Linked DNA regions of Mus musculus: all the other regions are linked to region 3. A link is a loop called in an ENCODE intact Hi-C map of the cell type or tissue named here. Cell type or tissue: heart. All regions are shown on one strand.

Region 1 (8,000 bases), 640 kb before region 3:
AGTTTAAATTACTGGGCTTAAGAGATCTATCAATCAAACATGCCTCTAACCTGTAAGCCTCACTTGCCCAAGGGCAGATAATCTCTGGAGTGCTGGGGGCTGTTACTTATGTAAGATAGTGAACTATGGTGTTTTCTCTTCTGTAAACAACCTCACTTGCCCCAACTTTACAGGATAAGCTTGATCACACACAGGTGGAGGTAGGCTGGAGGTTCATAAGGAAATACATTGGGATCTAAGCGTGCCCCTGATTGGACGAAGGTGGGAAGTACTGACCCTTTGGGGGTTGCCTTTATAAGCCTCTGACTGAGTTGTAATGTGGCGATGTATTTTGGGATTCCTAGGTATGCACCTGACAGTGTCCACTGAACTGGCCAATGCTTAATAAAGCTTGTTTTAAATTTGGTTCAAAACTTACAGTAGCCGTTTTCACTATTCTCACCGGGTGGGATTAACCGTAGCCCTGGTACTCTGATCCCGTGAACCTTTCTTTGTAACCATGGGTTCAGTTCAGTGGTTTCACACCTTCAGTTATTCTCCATATAGTGTGATGGTGCATGTGTCACTGCTCAAGCAGGGTTCCTAAGCCCTCTCAAACCCTGCATATATATAAAGTAGGCTTACTCAGCTGACTTAAGTAACACCTGTGAATCTAGTTGATGTCACTGAAGTAAGATAAACGTCCCAAGGCACGAAAAGTCATCTTTAGTCGGCTTTCCAAAAACATCCCTGTTGTTCCCGTTCACACGTTATTTTTTATTAAGAACCCGACACAAATACCCATTACGATTTGTTAAGCAGATCATTGAGTCTGGCAGTGGAGTGGGATCACATCTCTAGTTTGTTCCACAGCATCGGTTCTAAAATTACATGTTAAACTCTGAAATTGGCCTTTCTCGCTCTTTGCCAAAAACCAAGCGTTTATTGTGCCGAGGTAGTTGTAATGAAAATGCTTATTCATGTGGTTTGGGCAATCCTTTGACACAAATGTCATGTCCCCCAAGATATGCCTTTTCTCAAGGTTGGGCATTTAGAAAAAAAAAGCTCTCAGATGATGTAGTGCCTTTATAGAGTATATTATTTTTTCCCCACATGTGAAATATATACGAATTCCTTAATAAGTTCACAACACCGGACAAGATTAATATTTGTAATTTACTGAAGAAACCTTTGTAGGTAGTCAGGACTCGTTTTCAAGGTCCTGTTTAGGGAAAAAAAAAAAAAAAAAAGACATAGTGTAACTGGCATAAATTTCAGCTGTGACCGGCTGGATGCGCGCTTGAATACTTTTGGACTCCTTAGGCCACCGTCGCCGGGTCCTCCATCGACTCTTGCGCATGCGTGCTGCTGGAAGGCTCTCCGTTTCTCCGAGAACCGGGAAGGACGTTGGTGTAGAGGTGAGAATGGTGGAGAGAGAGAGGAGATTCTGGGGTTTGACAACTGCGGGTTTCTCGGCTTCTCGTGGGGGCGGCGAACTAGGATGTCTTGCACGTCACAGCCCAGTGGAGCCTCGGGCCTGCCTTCCTCGTGGGCGCGTTGCCCCCGCCGCGTCCTCAGGAGGCTGCGGGCCTGACCGGCCTGAACTCGGGCGGCCCCGCCATCTCCCCGCGTGCGCTCTTAGGGCTCCGGAGGAGCTCTGCGGAGCCTCAGGGTCTCGCTGGTGGCCGGCCGGGCCCGTTTCCCCTTGTATTTTGCCGCGGCCAGGTTGACCTTGATTGGGTCGTTTGACCTGCGGGGGCTGGTGCTCCAGTTGGATAAGGGGTGCGACCTTGGAGGGGACTCAGGCACCGAGGGGCCCCGGTGGTCGGCCTGGTGTGGGAGTAGAATTGGGAAGCTGGAGGGTCCCCGATCTGTCGCGCCTGCTCCACCGGCCCTCGGGGCGCTTGCTGGGCTCTAGTCCCACAGCTTCAGTGACCTGAGTTCTCCCCGAAGGCTTTTCTTCCTAAGGGTGAATTCTGAAAAGGCAACAGCTAGGTCGCATCTGCCTTTCTGTGGATGGGGGACACTTTTGTCATGGTTTTTGCTCATCGGTTTGTTGCTGGTTACCGCCTTGTTGCGGGTAGTGGAAATGCGTAGGAGAGGAGCGGGCAAAGATGAAGTTGCCAAAGTCATTGACCTTGCAGGAGGGGTTAGGCCGCGATTGTAGATACTAAACTACGTTGTGCATGTAGAGTTCATTCAATCACTTAACCTGTTACAAGCCTTTTTTTTTTCCCCTCCTTGTTTTACTCGCAAAGGACATTGGCTACCATGAGTTCCGGTGCGCTGTTGCCCAAACCACAGATGCGTGGTCTTCTGGCCAAGCGTCTGCGGGTTCATATTGCTGGCGCATTCATTGTGGCCCTGGGAGTTGCCGCTGCCTATAAGGTATGTGCTTTAGGTCACAAGCTGTTCGTTTAAAACATTATTTTTTAAACCTAGTTAAGAGCTGTTTAAAAAAGAAACTCTATCTTCAAGATATTTCCCTCATTTACCTTCCAAAGGCTTCAACGTAACAGAAACCCTATCTTCAAATGAAAATGCGCCACAGTCATTACAGGTTCCCTCTTCCCAGGTATCAAGGTAAAGCTGACAACCAAGAAATCTGATGTTATAATTTACTCTAAGTCTGGAGATCTGAGCACCAAGGGAATGTTGGTATACTACCCAATACAGAAGCCTTGAGGGGAAAGTGTTAGCAGTTTTAACTGCTTATCCCAGTGTCCTGGTACAAGTCCCAGGGTTGGAAGTCTAGGAGGTTTGGTGTCTGTTGGGAAAAGAAGATGGGTGTACCTAGCTCAAGAAGATTGAAAATGTGTCTTGGGGTTAACCTTTTTTTATTTGGTCCTTTTATGCATTGGGTGACCTGTTTACACTCTGAAGTGGATCACTGTTGGCCAAGTTTCTTCCAAAACCAGCCTCATAAAACTCTAGCTGTCTGAACATCATTTAGCCCTGTCATGTAGATGCTAACTTAACTATTATATATAGTGTGGGCTTCAACAGACTTTAGAGAGTGGCACTGAGGAACCTCCCTTTGGTTCTTTTATTGGATGACATTGGGATTTGAAAAGGAGGAGGAACAGTAAATTTACTTCTGTGTTGCTTCATTAGATAGCAGGATTCTGTGCATTTCTGTAGCCCCTCACCTGTGGACTAGTACGCACAGGTGTACTGTGTTCTGTGCACGATGAGTGAACCTGGGAAGATGAGCTAAACCGTGTTTTATATTCCAGACGTGGATTTGGATCACCAAATGCCAGCCGTAGCTGTGGCTATTGCTTAACCTTTGATCTATTGCTTTAACTCCACCTGGTCTCTCAAATACCATTCCTTCCCTCTGTGCTGACCATTCTGTATGTAAGACACAGCCACATGAACATAGCTCTTCCTGATCTTTTTCTTTGTGTTAGCAGTTTTATTAATAAAGGCCTTCCTTTCAAGTAATCAGCCATCATTTTGGATTCCATTCCCTAATTTGCAAAATGACTCAGTTCTTGTTTAAGTGTAAATTCCCTATAACTTTCTGGCATTTTCTTATATCTTTTAAATTTGCTTTAAACTTCTTTAAAATTCACAGTCTGCTTAAGTTGAGCCGGGATATGTTACCATGTTAACATTTCGACTGGCAATATTTATGGTTTGCTAGAAGGAAGGCTATTAGTTTATTTTGTACTATCTTTAACTTTTTGGGGGGGACGACGACGGCAGGGTTTCTTATGTTCTCTTCAAACACACCAGAAGAGGGCATCAGATCTCATTACTGATGGTTGTGAGCCACCATGTGGTTACTGGGAATTGAACTCAGGACCTCTGGAAGAAGAGTTAGTGCTCTTAACCACTGAGCCATCTCTCCAGCCCCAACTTAACACTCTTTCTACCAAACACATACACAAATGTGGACTACAACCCTACCCCAGAATAGGGTTGTCTGTCTCTAGGGTAGTAGGGAGCTTTTTGCTGTATAGTTGCCACAAGACTCTTCCTTTCATGGTGTCCCCCCTCCTTGTCTAGGAAATAAGAGGGCTCAGTAAAGACTGAGTACAAGTATCTTCTTAGTTTATTTTGTTTTTATGCATTTCTAATAATCTGAAAAGAAAGTTCTGTAACGGGCTATGCTACCTTTTAGTTTGGCGTGGCTGAGCCAAGAAAGAAGGCGTATGCAGAATTCTACAGAAATTATGATTCCATGAAAGATTTCGAAGAGATGAGGAAGGCTGGTATCTTTCAGAGTGCCAAGTGATTTCAGAATGCAAAGGTAATTACAGTTACTTTTTAGTTGTGTCTAAGAAATGTTTAACTAGTGAATTATCTTAACTGTACAGTTCTTATAAAACTGCTACTGTCTAGGAAAGAGCCGCCATGCTTTTCTTCCAGACTGACAAGTAGTTCTTTTTATGAATTAAACTACATTATTTGCTTTTCTTCTTCCCCTTTTTCTCCTTCTATGCATGGGATACATGTCAGAAAAACTTTGGAATTGCTTTTCTTTCCACCCATTATATGGGTTTGTTCCAGGGAACAAACTTGGGTTGGCAGATTAAGGCGGTGAGTGCTTTTACCCATCTAGTCGCCTTGCTGGCCCTTTGTCAGTTATTTCAGTTAGTACAGTGTTTTACTGTTGAGGCCGGCCAGCGGCTCACATGTCCGGGTTCGAGCCTGGAAAGCATCTTGAAATCTGGAAGAAAAGAGGGAATGTAGGCGGCTTGATGGAGCTAAGTCAAGAGATTCTGATCAATTTTAATATTCAGAAACTGAGGTTATAAGGAAGGGGGAGGGGCCCATTCCCGCCAAATCATCTTCAGAGTCCAGCTGTAGGTGACCACGTGTGTACTCTGGAACAGCTAGGTGGCGGTAGTAGCAGTGGGAGTGGCAGAAGGATAGGGTGGCAGGCTCCACCCCCGATGATCTCCTGGTGATAGCAGTCAACTGCTCAGCCTGTTTAAGGGCTGGGTGGGGGTACATTTTACATGTCAGTAATTCCCTCCTTTTTTTAAGGCTGAAAATACTCCATTGTATGTTGTTTCTGGGAATTGAACCTGGAGTATTGTGCATACTTGGAAAGCATTCTACAATCGACTACATCTTATTCTATATACATACATACATGTACTCATATATATGTGTATATACATGTATATATATGTGTGTGTGTGTGTGTGTAGATTTTTTTATCTTTGTTTTTTCCCTTTTAGTGGATATTTTATTTATTTACATTTCAAATGTTATCCCCTTTCCAGGTCTCCCATCTGGAAACCTCCTATCCCATCCTTTTCCCCCTGCCCCTGTGAGGGTGCTTTCCCCGACACTCACTCCCAGTGTATGTGTGTTTTTTGGTAGTGGGTTGAGATACTTTATGGTGGTTTTGATTTGCGCTTCCTAGTGATTTGTAGCTTCGAGTGTTGCATGTACTTATTGGCCACTTTGTATATTCTTTGGGTATACTGGGGATTTTCCCCTTTCATATGTATGTAGGGTGTGCGTGCGTAAGTCCAAGGTTAATATTAAGAGTACTTTCCTTTAGTATTTTCTATAGTATTGAGGCAGGATCTCAGTTGAATCCAGAGCCCTCTCATGAGGCTAGGCTGGCTAACCAGGTTACTCTTGCAATTGCAGATGAACCACCATGTCTGTCAGGCATTTATATAAATTTTGGGGATCCAAACTCTGGATTTTATTGTTATTTTTGTGCTTTAGCCACTTGGCCAGCTCTCCATCCTGGGGATTCTTTTATTCAACTCTGCTGACTATTTTTTAAATTTTACTTTAGATGAGTTGTTCCCTTATATTTCTGTCAAACAGGCCATCCCAGAATCACTGCCAAATCCAGTATCTTAAACACTTTCTTTCAAGAGTCTTAATGCTTTTTATGTCTTTGAGTCTTTCTTTTTTGCTGGTGCTGGGGATTGTATGAAGTGTATGCTTTAATTTAGCTGCACCTCTTTAGTCAGTGTTTTTCAACCTTGTGGGTCATGACCCTTTTAGGGGTTTCATATCAGATGAACCTACATACCAGGTATTTACAATTCACAACAGCAGCCAAATTATGGTTAGGAAGAAGCAATGAAAGTAGTGTTATGGTTGGGAGTCATTACAGTAGATGGAATTGTATTGAAGGGTCGTCATTAGGAAGGTTGAGCACCACTGCTCTAAAAGTCCTCCGTATTAAGATAATTTTTGTTTATGGTGTAATGGCAAGATCCAGCTTCATTCTTTAGTATACAGATAATATGTTGTCCCAAAAATATTTTTTAAAAATTGTCCTTCCCCTTTGAATGAAGGACCCTCAGATTTTTTGTTGTTGTTGTTGTTGTTGTTGTTGTTGCTTCTTGCATTAGTCTATTGAGGTAGTCTTTTGCTAACAAGAAGCTGTTTCATCTTGACTAGTTGGTTGGCCAGTGAGCTCCTAAGATTCTCCTGGTTCTGGTCCCCCAATGCTGGTGTTTTAATGCACTGTCATGCCTGACTTTATGTGGGAGCTGGGGATTTGAACTAGGATCCTTGTATAGCAAGCATCCATATTCTGAACCATCACTCAAGCCTGGTTTGTTTATCAGGGCAGTACCACAGAGGTTTCATTATATATGAGTCTTCCACCCCAACCCCCTCAGTTGAGATATTTGAGCTCCTTTGAGAATCTCTGAATTTTAGAGTGGGTTTTCTTTTTCTTTTTTTTTTGTTTTTTGTTTTTCGAGACAGGGTTTCTCTGTGTAGCCCTGGCTGTCCTGGAGCTCACTCTGTAGACCAGGCTGGCCTCGAACTCAGAAATCCGCCTGTCTCTGCCTCCCGAGTGCTGGGATTAGAGGCGTGCGCCACCACGCCCAGCGGGTTTTCTTTTTCTACAAAAAATGGTTGGGTTTTTTATAAAGATTCCATTAATCTGTAGATTGCTCTGGAGTGTATAGACATCTTACTATTGCAATATTGCAGTCTTCCAGCAGCACTTTATATCTTTGCTCAGTATTCTATTCATAAGTGTTCTATTAGTTTCAAAGTAATTATAAATAGAATTGTTTTATTTTTACTTTAGTGTATTACAATTTTATGCCCTATAACTTTGTAAAACTCATTCTAACCTTTCTGTTTCTGTGTGTATTATTAGAATTTTCTACATTATAAAATATTACCTACAGATTTTACTTCCTTTGGGTGTATTTTCTTTTTCTCAACTGATTTTTCTGATTAGGACTTTAATACTATGTTGGCAAGAATTGGCATTTTTTTTTTTTTTTTTTTTTTTTTTTTTTTTTTTTTTGCTGATTCTAAAGGAAAAGCTTTCAGTTTTTCATCAAGTGCAGGTTAGTAATAGATTCATCCGCAGTTGACTATATTGAGATGTAGTTTTTACATTTTAGAAAGTTTACAGTCTAGTAGGACTAGACTTTATGGATGGTAGTAATAAAGATTGTTTATCATTCACAAAGCTATTGTGTTTCTCTCCATAGAATTCTTTGGATTGCGCTCCAAAGAAGTTCATTGCTGACCTGCGCTCCTGAACTATGAAACATGAATATGTGTGGGCTAAGGAATAGTTTCTTTCAATAAACAGTAATTATATGGACAGTAAGTCTTTGCTTGGTTATTAATGATAATTCAGAGCCTTTAATACCTGACGCCTAATGTTCTTATAATTCTAGATAAATATTATAAAGACAACTCCTATAATTATCTGGTCCTGGCTTTGGTGTCCTGGAGTACCTATGAGCATCTGTACTTCTGGTCTTGATGTTCCAATCCTATCATTAAAATCAGCCTTTGCAGGAGGCAGAGGTAGATATGTTACTGAACCTTGAGCTGGAGGCCAGTAGAGTGAGTTTCAGGGCAGCCTGGAATACATGGTTAGATGCCAACTCATTATTTTTGGTTGTGAGCTTAGCCTTTAATGGCTGAGCTATCACTCCAGCCCAAGAGATGCCATTCTATAAAAATCTGTCCTTAGATTTCACTGCCAGTCTTTGGTATTGCTGTTGTCACCAGAAAGAAAGTTAATTGACGTACTATTAGAAAAATTATTTTTATTA
Region 2 (8,000 bases), 140 kb after region 3:
CTTCCATACTGCTGTTCATCACCAAGGAAGTCAGGACTGGAACTCAAGCAGGTCAGGAAGCAGGAGCTGATCTGATGTAGAGGCCATGGAGGGATGTTCTTTATTGGCTTCCTTCCCCTGGCTTGCTTAGCCTGCTCTCTTATAGAACGGAGACTATCAGCTCAAAAATGGTCCCACCAACAAGGGGCCTTTCCCCCTTGATCACTAATTGAGAAAATGCCTTACAGTTGTATCTCATGGAGGCATTTCCTCAACTGAAGCTCCTTTCTCTGTGATAACTCCAGCTGTGTCAAGTTGAGAGAAAACTAGCCAGTACAATTCCTACTTCATGAAAAGTCTGTTGTAACTGTCCAGCAGCTTTGGTCGAACTGGGTACCTGAAAGGGAGGCTGGAATTGAAAAAGGACGGGCAGTCAAGAGAAGGGTGAAGCCAAGACAAAGGTTTCTGATCAAGGCTCAGAGTTTAATTTTCAGCTCTGCATTTATATAGGCCAAACCCACAGACCCATCCTTTGTTTCAGTAGGATTGAGTTACAAAGCAAGTGGTCAACTCCTCAAAGCTCTTGTAGGAAATTGCAAATGCAGTGAAGCCAGGTGACTCCAGCCTGGTTGTAAAACCATAGGGGGTTTGTTTAGCTTACTCAGGGCTGGGGAAAGGGCACAATTCCCCCTTTTTTTGTTTTTTTAAAAATGAGCTGGATGGGGCCATGAGATTTACTTGTTTTCCATGATCCCATCTAGGGAATAGAGTGGCTAGGTGGCCATGCCTGTACTAGGTCCGTATCTATATTGCTCTTTTTCTTACCCATAGTGGACCATAAACATAGCTTTTGATGTATGTGTCTGGCTTAGGTCAATAGGAGCTCCAGAAGGAGGTTACCTGTCTCTGGCCACCAGTCTTCAAAAGCATACTCTTTCCCATTCAGATCAAAGCCATGAAGGACATATGAATACGCATTCAAGGCATTTCTTCATAGCGATGAATGACTGCCATAGTGAATATTATGCCCTGAGTCCACGGGAAACCCAGATGAGGCCAAGAATTTCGAAATCTGCCACAATTTGCAAGAGAGCCTTTATTTCGAGTCTGGACTCGGATCATCCGCCTCTACTGGCATGCAATAACGAGTTGGGAAAGCACTGAGTTTATATACAGTGCAGTTAGGGATTCCTTGAGTACCTAGGGTAAAGGGGAGTGGAGGCAGGGATAGCCAGCAGGGTGTAACTCAAACATGATACCATTTGGTGGGATGGAACTGAATCTGGGAGGGAGATTAAAGAGTGTCTTTTGTGGGGTTATCAAGAACTAATTTTTATGACCAGCCATAACTGTCTGTGACTTCTAATTACCTTTTTTCCTATGATTTAAATGTGGGACTTTAATCTTCTTTGAATTTGTTATTTCTCTAAGGTCCCAAGAACAGGCACCTAGAGAGCTCCGCTGTTTATCAGAGGGAGGCCTAGATTCTGGTGTTGCAGAGGCAGGGAGGCTGGCATCTGGATCCCTCAGGTGCTTTTATTAAGGGGGGTTTATGGGCAGTGCCATTCTAACTCTGGGCTGGGTTTTCTCAGAGAGGCCAGAGAGGGGAAGGGAGCCCTGGGCTTGCTGCAGGGGGACGCAGCACAGAAACCAGCTGCTTGTCACAGAAAGGAGGGGTTTCTGTGGGAAAATATGCAGAGGCAAACCATCTGTACACAACACTGGAGCCTCTTTGGTGAGGCTTCTAAGAAGCAGGGCAATTAACCACAGAGAGTTAACATCAGAAATTCGGGGGCTACAACAGTGAATAGCTGTGCTTGTTGAAAGCGATCCTGTGTGAAGGCAACCAATCTTGTCTCCAAAAGTTAAAAGCAACAAGATTAAAGTTGTCTGCTGGAATGTCCCAGGTATTTAATTCAGCTGCTAATTGGCAAAGGTCAAACACTAAGTCTGGCTACCAGGTGTATGGGGTGCCTTTGAGAATTGATAGAAAGCACTCGCTTTCCAGTAACAGAGGAGACTACACTCTAGGTTAACTCAGCTGGCTGATAGGGATTGATTTCTAGACCAGTCCATGATTGAGTCAGAATAACTGGTCACATTAAAGGAAAGAGAAGAGTCATTGTAACTTCTCTTTTTGATTAATTGTAGATGTAGGCTCTCAAGAGTTGCTAAGAAACCCCTTCTCCATTGCTTTTTTCTGATGGGTGAAATTATAGGGTGTCTTCAGAGGTATCTTGGATGAGTTTACAATCTGATAAAACCAGGAGCTATTAGAATCTATGTGAGCCATTCTCATTCAAAGCACCACAAACCCCTAGTCCCAGAGGGACAAGGGCAAGGGAGGCAAGTTGTTAGCTTGTCTTGAAAGGAACACTTTAGGTGACCTCAGTAGATGATCATCAGAAGAATAAACAAATATTCGAGTTCCTTTCTTCCTGACTTTCTCCTGCATTTATCCCCAAAGCACAAGTGGCCTGGGAAGCGCGGTACTCGTTGGCATTCACTACAGGAAGCTGGTACAGTAGGATAGGATTGCAAACCTGGATAGCAAAACCCCAGCCCAGAGCTGGATGTGTCAGGCTGTTGCTTAGGTGACAAGCAGAGAGAGAGGATGCTATGGGTTGGCTCTCAGATGACTCACATTTAGGTTGGATGACTGCCTGAGAAGAAAATGTTCAGCACAGAGCACCAATCATAAGCATATGCCGCCAACACCACTGACTGCTGTGCTTGGCTGGACTGGGATGACTTCCTGGAGGATAAAGTTGCTAAGACAAGGAACCCATTGTAAAGGATGATAAACTGAGCCCATCTTAATGTTTGATAAATTGAAAAAAAATCATGAGATGAACTTCTCAAGATGCTTTCTGCTGAAACAGGAAAAAAATGAGGTTGATGTGGAAGTTAGGAGAATGCGAGGTGGGCAGGAGAGTTTCAGTGGTGATTCCCAGTACTGACATTTTAAAAGCTGGTACTGGGGTTCAATGGTTAAGAGCACTGACTTCTGTTCCAGAGGATGTGAGTTCAATTCCCAGCAACCACATGCGGCTCACAACCATTTGTAGTGGGATCTGATGCCGTCTTCTGGTATGTCTGAGGAAAATTACAGCATACTCATATATATAAAGGCTGGCATTACTGTGTGTGTGCATGATGAGGGTGTGGAAGTGTGTGCATGTGTGAGAGAGATGTGGCAAGGGTGTGTGTGTGTGTAAGCCAAGGACAACTTTGTAAAGTCTGTTCTCTCTTTACACTTGTAGACTCATCAGGATTGTGTGGCAAGTGCCTTTGCTTACAGAACCCCCTCATGGCCCAGTATTGACATTTTAATCACTTAGTTTTTGTTATTGTTCCTATTGTCCTGAGTAGATGAAATAGATATCAAGGTGTGTGTCTTATTTAGTTTCAGTTGATACTCATTTTGACTAATATTGACTTCATACACATGGCTCCAACCTCTAAGAAAACTTTGCCCAATTCGTTTTAAAGAATATTCTAGAAAAAAAAATAAGCAAACTCATTTGTATAGTTGTGAGAAGATGTGTGTGTGTATTTTATGGTTAAATAGTAGACAAATGAATGTGTAAGGGGTCAAGTTCAATGGGGGTTAGGGCTGTCGGGGTCGGGGACCCAAGAAAAAAAGAAAGATATTCCTTTAGTATCTTTTTCCAAGCACTATAACTAGTCATGGGCTTTCCATGTTACCCAACAGGGCATCCAGCAAGACTCTGGTGTTCTAAATTTGTGCACCAAGAGATCACTGCAGTAAATATTTTCTGTCATTGGACTGTAATTATTATGCTTGTATACAATCAAAATCAACCAGAATTTCCAGAAGTATCCCAACTACTATAGTTACAAATGCCAATTGGCTTGGGGGGCAGGGGAACGTAGCTAATAATAACTAATAATTATAAACAGGACAAGAGAGGGAAGTGAGGGCAGTTTTACTTCAAACAGATTTACAAGATGATTGGCATGTATTCTTGGGGAATCCTGAGAAATGAGTCAAATCTCTAGTGGACTAGCACCCCTCCACCAGCACAGTAGCTTTTGGGTTGCCAAAGTCTCACTCTGGTAGCAAGACATCTTCTTTCTGAGCTGGGCACTCCTTTTGGTGGCCTTTCTCCACTACTCTCACCAGCGCTTGGACCCGCCCACCCTTCCCGGGCTGCGCTCCGCCCACCCTCCCTAGCCCTGCTAAGGCCCGCCCGCCTTCCAGGGCGCATCCTGTTCACTATCCCTGGCTGAGCTAGGGCCCGCCCACTCTTCTGGACCGCGCTAGGTTCCGCCCACTTTCCCGGGACACGCTCCGCCCACCCTCCCTGTCCGCGCTCCGTCCCGCCCACCCTCGCTGCGCCGGCCTCTTCCCACCAGCTCGGAGCTGCAGGCCACGGCCGAGGGGCGGGGCGGGGCGGCCGGGAGGAACCGCGTTGAGGAGCGGGAGGGAGATCCGCCGCGGAGTTACGTGAAAGTTGGTTCGAGTTTCCCGGTGTGATCCCTTGCGTTCGGCCGGCTGCTCCCGGGCTCCTTTCCTCCCTACGGCCTTCACGGTCCATTCGGCCCTTCTTTCTGCCACCGGCCGCCATGGAGCAGCCGCCGGCGTCCAAGAGGTAACGACGGCGGGAGCGGGATGAGGACGGAAGCAGCGGCGCGGGGCGGGGGCTACTAGGCCCGGCCTGCCGCCGCGACCCTGTCCCCGCCTGCTCGGCGCTGAGCGCAGCCTGGTCCAGGCGCCCACCGTTCGGCTCCGTCCCTCTGCGAGGCCAGGGACCCAGAGGGGACGCCGAGTCTCCGTGCCGACGTCTTGAGGGCCTGGTGCGCCGCAAATTGAGTGGCCCTCGCTGGGTTCCCGGCCCTTCTGGTGGCTAGGAGGGTTTGAGTAGTAAATTCCAGAAACCTGGAGATAAGGACATCAATGCACGCTTCTCTTATTCTCTCTCTCTCTCTCTCTCTCTCTCTCTCTCACACTCTCTCTCTCTCTCTCTCTCTCTCTCTCTCTCTCGATCAAGTCTTCTTAATAATATAACCATTCACTTTGTGAAGACAGATCGCTTATTTACAGTTTAAGGAATTAAGTATATTAATAGCCACGCAGAATGTAAAACATTATGGATGTGCAGCAATGACAGGTGTTTCCCCCCTCCCCCCAAAGTTCTAAAGAATTTATGGATCCAAGATAGATGGAATGTTAACTTAGAACCTCTCCCCCATATAGTTTTGCACATAAAAACAGTGATACTTTGGTATGCTATATATTGTTTATGTTTAATCATGGACATATTGGATGCATCTGTGTACAATATGTTTGAACTAATCATTTCAATCATCTTAGGAAACTAAATGTCCATTGATAAACGTTCATAATGTCTTCTCCCTGTTCTCCATGAATGAATAAAATAATTGTTTGACGCTGGGTAAAACATTTAACCTCACTTTCATTTATAATTTACAAAACTGTCTAAGAGAGTGCTATAGTGAAGATTAAAGTCTTCATGTGCTCTAATATCTAGAGATATTTAGATGTAAGGTGTTAGACTCATGAGGTGGAATCGTTAAAAAGGTAGGCACTTTGAGAACCGTTGTGAATTGTGTGATTAGACATGTGAGCCTTGGTTTCTGGAAACCATCTGTTCAGATGCAAAAAAGGGGAGGATGTGGACAGTTTCCCAGAAGGGACAGGCTATCCTTCTGGGCCCTGGAAGCAAGTCAGTTGTTAGATTCTAGCATGTTATTGGTGTCTTTCCTCTGGTAGTCCCTGGATACTCGCCTTCCCCACAATAACAGAAGAAAACCTGAAACTTTTTTTTCTTTCTGTTTTGGAAGGGCAGTAAAGGGGAGATCTTTGAGACTATGGCATAGGCCAGCTGGAATGACTGAATTGAAATAAAAGATCTGTGCTGGTTGGCTGTACTGTAAATTATCAGTTTCATTATAGCTGTAAGAAAATGCCTGCACTTGACATTAGTGAACCTGGACAATCAGAAGTTGTGGGTGACAATTCCATCGTGACTTATACTTTACAAAGCCATGCTTGCACATAAAACTTTACATTTTAAATTTCCATTTCTTCAAAGACTCATTTTAATCTAGAAATGCAATTCTTTTAGTTCTTTTGTTTTTCCCCTCATATGTTGTGCAGTGTGGCTTGAGTGCCTGGGTTTAAGAGCTCCTTCTGCCTTTGACTCAGGAATAGTTGGGACTAGGATATAGTTCCTGTGCAGGAAGGGATTGTTTTTAAAATTCCATTTTGTTGATTTGGTATCCCTGCCCTCCACCTCATGTGTGTGTGTTTCTGTAAACCCAGGCCATGACGTGTGTGTAAGTCAGCACAGCTTACAGGAGTTGTTTCTCTCCTTTCACTGAGTTCTGGGGCTTAAACTCAGGTGATCTGGCTTGGTGGCCGGTGTCTTTATCTAGTGCGTTATCTTGGTGTCCCAACAAGAAGACATTTGCAATAAGCAAAAGATACAGACTGCTAATCTTTTATATCTTAGTATCTCAGTGTTTTATTTTATAGCATTTCCAAATTAATAGTGTTTATCCTCACAACAACTCTATGCAGTAGGTTGCATTAGAAAAAGATTATAAAATCTCATTTTATAGATGAAGAGACTAGGAATTCACCAAATTGAAGCTTGTGTGTTACTGACAGTGAGTTTCTGTGTAGCCTCTTTGACCTTTGTTGTCTATCATGAAGCATAACTACCATTTTTGAAATCTTATTGTTTGCTAGGAAGTTTACTCATTGTGACTTAATGTTGGGCTTTTGTTCTCAGAGCCTCATTAGGTATTTTGTTCTGCTGTTTAGAAGGCTCATGAACCCTCATCTGCATGGTCTATCTGAAACATTTTTATGTGATAAGATTGCTACATACCCTGCTTTGGGTATTCACTTTTGGAAATAATAATCCTGGCCCTACCACTTCCTATGCTAGTTCTAAATGTAAATGTCTTCACCTGTAAACTGTATCATGGGAATGAAATGGGCTCATGTGAAGTGCTTCACAGCATGTTCAGTTCAGCGTGGTAGCTTGTATTTTATTTATAAGTGAACTCAGAGCACCAGATGTGATGGGCTGCAAAAGTGGTATATTCCTTTATTATGTAGAGTGGTGCCGTTTATAATTCTATCACATAGTGGTCATTGTTTCTACACCTTCTGGATCCCTCTGCTCACCATTTCTAATCTCAGTAGGAATGCCGGGAGTATCACTGTCTTAGTATTTCAGAAGCATTTCCATGGCAGAGCTGGGCTGTTCTCGTCTGAGCCAGTATGATTAGTTGCTGCTCTTAGTTGACGGTTTGATTTTTTTTTTTTTTTTCATGTGGGGCTAGTCCTTCCTCCTTTTATTTAGTTTCCCATTAGGTCCCAGAAAATTTTCTATTAACAAGTTTGTGGGTTCACTTTTTGTTTCCCCTTCTCATTTTTAAGATGACTACTATATTTCAGAGGGACTAACACACTTGAGTTGCAGCAGTGCCTCCCAGCTGGGCACTTCCGTGTTGCACTTTTCAAAAACTGTTTGACAGTGGAAGGGCTGTGCTTTGAAGTAGTGGCAGGGTATGGGGCCTGGCTTCTAGACGCTTGTCCCTTTGCTGTCTTGCAGAACCAGGACTCCATAGAACACAGTTGGCTTTACTTTTCCTGCATGTAGTTTCCAGTTTATTTTGCTAAAATATCATTCCAGGTTTGGCTTTTCCCCTCTGTTAGATATCCAGTCTGTGGTCTCCTCCCAGCTCATTCTGTTACTATCTGACAAGATGAAGCCTTTATTTGGGCTGTAGGGCAGGGGCTTGCCTAGTTTTGCTTTGATCTGTGCCGTTCCTTTAAAAAAGTTTGTGTCAGCTTACTATGCTGGTGCATGCCTGTAATCCTAGTCCATAGGCTGAGAAGGGAAGATCACTATAGATTTGAGGGCAGCCTTGGCTACATGCAGTATAGTCCAGGCTAGCTTGGATTATAGAGAAAGATACTGTCTCAAAGGGGAGGGAGGTTGGGGGGGGGCAGGAGGGAA
Region 3 (8,000 bases):
CAGCACCGCCTAGGGTGGCCTCCCAGGTGCAGGGTTTAGAGCTGAGAACTTCGCCAGGCAAGGAAGAAAGCCGTCCAAAGGCGTTGCTAACACCGGGACACCTGAGGTTTTGGAGTAGGCAGGGGGGCGCTAGGGCCTGCCCTACTCTCCCTGCCCACCCAATCCTTTCTGCACCGAATTTTCTGCCCCATAGCGTTTATGAAGGGTTGTTTGAGACTCTATCTGCCAGCAGGCTTAGAGGGCTGCGCTATGACACAGCGCTCTCGCAAGGTTGAAACTAGCTGCTTCCGTGGACTCCCTCCTTCCTCCACTGTTTGGAACAGTTTGGAGACAAGAGATTTATTAATGAACTGCTTCTGCCTGGTGGTATGTGGTCTGGGCGTTCAGGCTGGGAGTTAATGAGAAGTGTCTAACAGTCGGAGGGTCTCAGTCAGAGCATTCAACCGAAACTGTAAACTCCCATTAGTAATAACTTTCCCACCACACAAATCACTATTCACTGCTGTTCAGCTGCAACACTGAACCCCTCTCCTATGGTGTGTGTGTGTGTGTGTGTGTGTGTGTGTGTGTGTAGGAAGATTCTACTAACATCACTGTTTACTCTTCAATTAAAAACAATAAATTTCATCTTTATTTCCGTCTCCGTAGGTAATAAGGATTTTCCAGAAAGTCAAACCATTTTCCCCCTAGTGTCGAAAGGCAGCCTCTCTCCTGCATGGAGAGGAAATCAAAATGATTATCTGGATTTATTCTCAGTCTAGATTTCTTAGAAATAAATGCAGGAGGCAATGCATGGTTCTCAGAATAGACGGAGGTGGCAGGATGGCTCTGTTGAACAACTATACAACAGAACAACTATAAAAATTGATGATTTCTGACTCCAAATGCTCCAAGTTAACTTTGCCATAAAGGTCACAATCTTAATTCTGTCTACAGAAATCCGAGTGCCACTCTTCTCTTCCCAATGATTTATACTGCAGAAAGGAGACTTATAATTTCTGTTACTCCCAAATTGCCACTTCATAGAAAGTTTGCTTTCTTTGCAAGGAAGAGTCATCTGGTTTGAGGAAGAGCAAGCCAGTCTGCCCTCTGATATCTCTTTACAAATAGAGTGCCCTTAAACACCTACCAAACATAAATAACCAGAGAGTTCAGATTCCCACGCCCCTGTTTAGTCTCTAGCAATGTAAGTCAAATCATCGCTCAAGTCAACCCATGGAACTAAGGTACTTTCGTTTTGTTGGGGCTGCGGACTTACTCCATCTCAGGCACTAACTATGGGCCCTCTGCTGTCATCTCTCCACTAGCATGTTTCGGACCACTGGTTACCTTTAATTTTGCGAGGAAAGTTAAACCATGAAAAGTCATAAACGGTTCAATGGAGAGAAAGCTACATTTCTTTCATCGGTTTTCAATGGAATTCTCAGGCATGTTAGACGATTTGTAAAATTTAATTTCGCTGGCTGTCAGCAAAGTACATATTAATTTCAGTTTGGTAAAACTTTAAAAACACTGGAGAGCACAGGGGTCCTGATTATTTGATAAAGACTCTCCAATCGTTGGTAATAGTGATGTTACATTGAATAATAATAATAATAATAATAATATCGTTCGGCGTTATCTGCTAGACCCTGTGTATGGGCTTCTGAGTAAAATGACAGATGGATGAATGGTTATGTTCGCTGATTTTCAGTTCAAACACAGCAGAACTGTGTAAAAGCCAGAGAGCTATAGTAGAAAGAGATCTACGATCATGGTGGGGGAGGAGAATTTGGTCAAGTGGGGGGGGGGCACGAAGTTTCTGCCCCTTCCCCGTGCCTCTGCCTTCCCGAAGAGTTAATTAAATTAAGGCGCCCTCCGCATAAACTGGGTTTGTCTCCGCTCCCTCCCTCTCCATTTCATTTTCTTGTTCTGTTCAAGACTGGAATTTGTGGAGCAGAGAAAGTTGCTGTCTGCACCCAGTTTCGCTTCGAAAGCAGTCAGAACTCTTTTGTTCTCTGCTCACAGGTGGGGAGACCGATCCAGCGTTGCTGCCTCCACAAACACCTTGTCCTGCCTCCTTCCTACAACCGCGACTCCATTCCGAGCTATTTCTCGACAACCCAAGCGTCTCAGCTCCTGAGAAGCTTGCCTGTTGGCCTCTGGGCGAAGACCGGAGCAGGAGGAAAAGCAAGAGGCCAGTACACGGTTGGAAAAAATAATCACCCATGACTGGACTATTCCCCTGTGAAATGCGCCTTCGGAGTCGCTGGCTTGATTGCACCGTGTGTCCCGGCCCTTCCGTGCTGAGTGCCGGAGCTGCAGTAGGAGGAAGCGTGGATCCCGCTTTCTAGAGCAGGGGAGCAATATCACGGGGTGATGGGATCTGGCCACAAAGTACGATGATCGGCCTTTATAAATCTTGCCGAATGCGTAAATCTACCAAAACCAAACTAAGGGACAGCGCACAAAAGTACAACTGAGTGTATTAGCTGGGAGTCGCGTGCAGGGACCGGAGGAGGCCAGAACACGAGGCCCGGGACTAGGGTCCGCACGGCTGCCTTTCATTTTCTGAACTTGTAGCGCTCCAGACTGAGAACCTGGGCGCCCCTTGAGCACCCACATCCCTCCCTTCCTTTGGAAGGCTACAGCCTGGCCCTGGAAAGGACACTCACCGCCAGAACCGATGTCTGCCTGGGCAGCGCGGTTCAGACTAGGTCCGGACAGCAGGACGCACAGCTTGGAAAGGTCATGAGGTCCAAACTGGGAGAACTTCTTTTTCGGCGCGTTGTCCCGGGAACCGAGAACATGATCTGGGGGAGCGAAAGCGACAGCGGTAATTGGTCTTCGGCAGTCCGTGGAAGCGGGATGTGTAAAGAGCGAGCGTGTTGGGATGAGTGCTCAGAGCTCGCCCAGATCCCGGTGCCTGGGCCAGTTTCTGACCGCGGACTGCGGGTAAAGTCGGAGCCCGCAGCCCTGCAGGGCCATCACCCTCCGGCTGCGAGCGCGCTGAGCTCCGTCCCAGCCCGCGTCCCGCCCCAGGCTGCCCCTGGCCCGGAGTCCAAGGCTTTAGTAGCGGCCCCGCCTCCCCTCGCGGCGGGCGTCCTGCAGAGGAGCAAGGCTGCAGCGCCCAGGCTCCGCCTCCAAGCCCGGCGCCCGCTAATGGTCCACTCTGTTTACTTGTGTTTGGATAGCAACTGAGTCTTAAAGGCGCAGGTTTGCTTGAGGTTTTCCCAGTTAACCCAGACACAGAGCCCAAGGTGACTCAATTCAAACCTCACACAAAGACAACGCCCATCCCCTCTTTTTGGATGACACTTTCCTCACACCGATAGAAGTCCGACTACTGGATCTTTGCTCCCCCAAGCCCGCAGAGAAGTCCAAAGGGCATTTCGTACTTTTACTCGGTTAGCTGTCGCGTCATTTTACACATCTTAACACTTTTAATATGATCATCTGCTTCAAAGGGCCAAAGCTATCAGTTTTAGATTTTGTTTTCCAGCATATACCGCCCTTCCTCCTATGTAAAACAGTTCTGCCCATACTTTTGGTCAATTGTGACTATGTGTGTAGTCTGGTTTCCTCCCTGTTTTCAAAACGAAGTTTGTTTATGAAGGTGACAATTGACTAATTTCATAATTAGTGCAGAGACATCTGGATGTTCCGGGAGAAATTTCTTTCAATATCTAAGCTTTAATCAGCTAATGTACATTTCATAAGCAGTTAACCAACTTAGGCAAAGGAGTGGGCATCTGCAATCCATTGGCAAACAATAACCTGCCCATCTGGAATGGGTGAAGAACAATCTTTTTTAAATTTTAGGAAAAAACTATTCCAGTGCCTCAAAACGTGCATTATCTTCATTCTCAGCAAAAATTGAGTTCATTGTTCAGCCGCCAGGAAAATTGATTGAATTTGACATGTACTGTTAGGTTTCTTAGTTCTCCTAAAGGTTTAGTTTTGTGAGCGTGTAAATGAGAGGGTATTACAGTCCCTCTGGAAAAGGATGTCAGGGAACGATAAGATCCACTTGAAGCAACTTCTTTTCAGACGCAACGCGCCGCCGGAACAGAACTAAGCAAACTGTCCCTCGTCCCAAACCACTTGAGGACACTTTAGCTGGTGCTTGCAGAACCATAGATCTTTTAAAGGAACTGTACAATTCAAACGTGTTTCACCAAAAGATGCTTTTCGGTCGCCCCCTCAAAGGACAATTACAATAACCTCAACTATGTGAGGAGATGGATAGGTGTAAGCAGAAAGCTACGAGCCGAGCCGAATCGTCAAAGACCAAGCAGGAAGGCAGGCAGACACTACGGAAACGATCCCATTAAGGTAAAAGCCTTTTGTTTTATTTTTGTCAAGGTGAATATTAATTTTCGTTTCTTTGGTAAAACGTAATTCAGGACTAGCAGGCCATCTTCACCAATTGTAGGTTCGCAAGGATTAGGAAGTGAGCCTGGGACAGAGACTGGAGTGTTCAGTATCCTGTAGTGCTTAACTACTTCAGAATAAATTTGATGGACGCAGGAGAACGCCTAGGAAGAGTTGGGGGTTTAAAAAACCGTTTCTCGAGTGAGTTCCATAGGGTGCTTTCATTTTAGCGCTTGGTCTTGAGCCTCAGCTCCCAGGATGCCTGCGGTTCCCTCTTTCCAACCACCTCATTCCTTCGAACAGCCTTTCTCAATTTAGAGAACTGGAGGGAACTTTCTTTACATTCAGACCCCCCCAGGACATACACGCACCGTTGGTGACCTGAGCTTTGAGCCAGTGCTTTCTAGTTCCCTTGCACTAAAGTGGAGGCAACTTCTGCATCAGCAGGCTTCGCACCTTTGGGCCCGTGTGTATTGAGTACTGAATCTCTCGCTTTTCAAAACCGTGGAATTTCTAACCCCCCTTTCCGAAAGCTCCCTGAGCCAGCCTGTTGCTGTAAACACGTTTACCTCGCGCTTCTCAGCCTGGGAAGAACTCTAGCCCAACCCAGCCCGAGCTCCGCCGCAGCTGGAAAAAAAGGTTGGATAGATTCCGAGAATCTTTGCAGGTAGCAGCGCGGTTCTGCGGGGCCCGGCGGCCTGAGCCCTGCAGCGGGCATGGGCAGGTGCAGTAGAGCGCGCTCGGAACCGCAGCTTCTCTAGGCCGCTGGGCGGCCACCTGGGACCCGCACCGGAACTTCTCCGCGCTCAGACCTCGGGGGTGGGAGGGCGGCAAGTCCGCACGCTTTGAGAGAGCCGGCTCACCAGGTAGACAGACCTGCAATAAGCCTCGTTGCAGAAAACTGGCCCACCCGGCCACCAAACGAGCCGTGGTGTCCTGGCGTGCAGAAGCCGAGTCTGCCGCAGGCCAGCTGCACCCCCAGGTCCGAGTCTCCGCGGAGCTGTCCCAGCTCCCTGTCGGGTTTCAGCTGCCAATTTACTCATTTATCCGTGGATCGGGTCAGCTTCAGTCCTCACGGCTCTGGGCTTTCGACAACAGGGACACGCTGACCTGGAGCGGGCTGAACGGTTGCTGCCCCAACGTTTGTGGTATGGGAGGAAGGGGAAAAGGCCTAGCAGAGGAGCTGGTGTGTGTGTGTGTGTGTGTGTGTGTGTGTGTGTGTGTGTGTGTGTACACGCGCGCACAGCGCAGTCCCCAGCCCACCCAGGAGTCTGCGGGTGGAGCCAGCAGGTGTCAGACACAGACACCCTGAAGTTGACTGCGTGCTGCAGACAGCCTAAATAAATTGGACGCTTTAAAACCAAGTTATGGAAACTGTATCTTCTTCCCTAGGACCCCTCTATGAGTCGCCTTCCCTGCTTTTCTTCAGCTTCTGCGGAACAGCGACCTTTTGCTGTGTTTTTCTGCAGCCTGGATGACTTGACCATAGCTCGACTTAAAAGTGCATGCACTCCAGTCACTGAGCGGTGAAGGGGCCAGGCGAGCGGAGAGGCTTGCGAGTCTTAGACACGGAGCTGAGGGTGGAGGGACCAGGATTAAGAATTCCATCTTTTAAAAAATCGTGGCTAGGTCTCGGGCTGTCCAAAGGGACACGATGGGAAAGCGCCGGCAGGCTATAGCTCTGCAGTCCGCTAGAAGGACCGCAGCGCCCCCTGGAGGCACAGGGCGAACACTTCGTGGCATGGGTTCCAGGATGTGAGTGTGGCCTCCAGTGATCTCACTGCCTGGTTCCCTTGGCTTGAACCCGAGCCTGTTGCAGGAGAGGAAAAGTTGTGTGTGCTGTGTGCAGCAGGCTGCTAGACCGATCCTTCAGCCATGACTCCTTGCCCTGGCTATCCCAAATCAGCCCCAGATGCCCTTTGCTGGACCCTACCCACTAGAGAGAGATGAGGGGTGTATATTGGACCCAGGAGCACCCTCCTTGTCCCTATGCCCCCCACTTAGCTTCTTCCCACCGGAGTCTGCACAATACATACATACCTCTGGCAATGAGCAACAGGGACACCTGGTCACTTGGGAGCAGCTTGGGGAGACCAAATATGGAATCTCAGGGAAAGCTATGTGACCATGACCAAGCCTGGGAGGCAGACCCAGAGGTCCAGTCTGTCTCCCCGACCCACCCCCAAACCCCCAGGAGCTGGAGCAAGGCCAATCCCAGCAACCTGTCAGCAAGGTGGGAGAGGCTCAATGCTCTCCTGCTGGTCTCTTGCAAGTCTTGGGTCGGTGTGTGTGTGTGTGTGTGTGTGTGTGTACATGCATACACACGTTTGCTTGCTTGTCTCCTAATACTAAAACGATGGAAAATTCTGAAGGAAATCTTGATTTGCAGTGTGTTCCAATCCTCCTGACCTGAGCTCAGCAGCTACTCTCCTGCTCAGCAGCTACTCTCCTGCTAAGCAGCTACTCTCCTGCTAAGCAGCTACTCTCCTGCTGCTGACTTTTGTTTTTCTAAAATGGGGCAAAGACAGCCTATTTGCAGCTCCCCACATCCAGTAGGAGCAGTTATGTTTCTCAGCGGGGTCTATTAAGCATGGATTGCTCTTCTTAGGGAGGCCAAATGAATTGCCCCACCTGAGTCAGAATTGGGAACGACCCCAGAAAACTGTGTTTAAGTCCTCCAGGTGAATAGATGCAAAGTTTGAGAGTCACTGAAGTTGATCAGTTTGACACTTGGAAGCAATGGTGAAAGCTGTGCTCACTCTTCAGGCTCTCCCTTTCCCTCTCTTCCATCTTCCCCCATTTCCTTTCTTCCTTCCCTAGGGAAAATACTATCCAAACAGCTGGCCTGGACAGCTTGTTCATTCATTCAATGGTTTAGTCCTTTGGCCACTCTCTGGCTTTACTTCAAAATCCTTGGAAACCTGTTGAGAATAGCAGCGTCTGTCTCTTTGCTGGCCACCAAAATTTTAATCTAATACTAGATTCCATTTGACTTCAAAATATGTTTCTGTTGGGAACCAAGTAAACAGAACTCTCACCTCAATTTTTAGCTTCCGTGTCTCTGAGATGCTCATCAACTCCTTTTACCTAGGCAAATGCTATTCTTTTCTGTCACCAGCTCTTGGGGATTCTACTTATCTGCTGGGTACCTTTCCACACACATCTGCCCTTGCCCTGCATGCCCTCTCAGCAGTAGGTCACAGGACATGGCATAGGGTGAAACATCTTAACAGGTAGGATGAAGTATGGGTAAGGGTTTGGGCTGCTGTGTTCCAGGGCTACGGGGAGGCTGCTTATGACAACTGAAGACCCAGAGCCCGTGTCTACACATCCAGCTTTACTCGTCTTGCTGCACTGGTTCCAAACAGCTCACATTCTTCATCTTGCTGCTCCAAACTGCCTAGCCACCAGGCCACATAAGCCAGTGCACGGGTCTTCATTCTGGAACTGCTGATTTGCCACCTTCAGATTGGATCAAGTCCTTTGCCTTTCTCTAGGGAGCACAGAATGATTTTCTTCTCTTCTGGAGTACCTAAACTCTGAATATAAACAGCACGTTCTAATCTCAGGCCAAAGGGATCCACTTCCCTGCAGAGCTCAGGCTTTCTCGCTAGGACCCTGATTCCCTATCTGTTCTCATTGAGCAG

Evidence for each region. A loop is a pair of places that touch in the nucleus more often than their neighbours do. Peaks named below come from ENCODE experiments on the same cell type or tissue, not always from the same donor. Only the 100,000 strongest peaks of a DNase experiment are listed, where the experiment ranks them.
Region 1: it touches region 3 in a loop (2.9-fold over the local background); 5 of 42 quality-filtered maps call a loop at or near these places.
Region 2: it touches region 3 in a loop (3-fold over the local background); 10 of 42 quality-filtered maps call a loop at or near these places.

The regions. Positions count from the first base shown.
Region 1 is chr15:35,931,522-35,939,521 of GRCm38, reverse strand. Cox6c (cytochrome c oxidase subunit 6C) reads left to right here and starts at 1,276. Exons shown (of 4, transcript NM_053071.2): 1 at 1,276-1,397; 2 at 2,238-2,367; 3 at 4,109-4,237; 4 at 7,425-7,546. The coding sequence starts at 2,251. The coding sequence ends at 4,222. In heart, a CTCF peak has its summit at 4,814; a DNase peak (open chromatin) is centred at 1,331; H3K4me3 peaks cover 2,025 bases; H3K27ac peaks cover 1,296 bases.
Region 2 is chr15:35,152,122-35,160,121 of GRCm38, reverse strand. It overlaps Stk3 (serine/threonine kinase 3), which reads left to right and starts at 4,316. Exons shown (of 11, transcript NM_019635.2): 1 at 4,316-4,595. The coding sequence starts at 4,570. In heart, no CTCF peak of the experiment used is centred here; a DNase peak (open chromatin) is centred at 4,291; H3K4me3 peaks cover 2,131 bases; H3K27ac peaks cover 1,412 bases.
Region 3 is chr15:35,291,122-35,299,121 of GRCm38, reverse strand. It overlaps Osr2 (odd-skipped related 2), which reads right to left and starts at 3,024. Exons shown (of 4, transcript NM_001368665.1): 1 at 2,655-3,024. Gm52178 (a long non-coding RNA gene) reads left to right here and starts at 3,088. Exons shown (of 3, transcript XR_003951500.1): 1 at 3,088-4,314. In heart, a CTCF peak has its summit at 6,066 (motif pointing left); DNase peaks (open chromatin) are centred at 2,241, 2,711, 3,111 and 6,071; H3K4me3 peaks cover 4,937 bases; H3K27ac peaks cover 631 bases; H3K27me3 peaks cover 4,245 bases.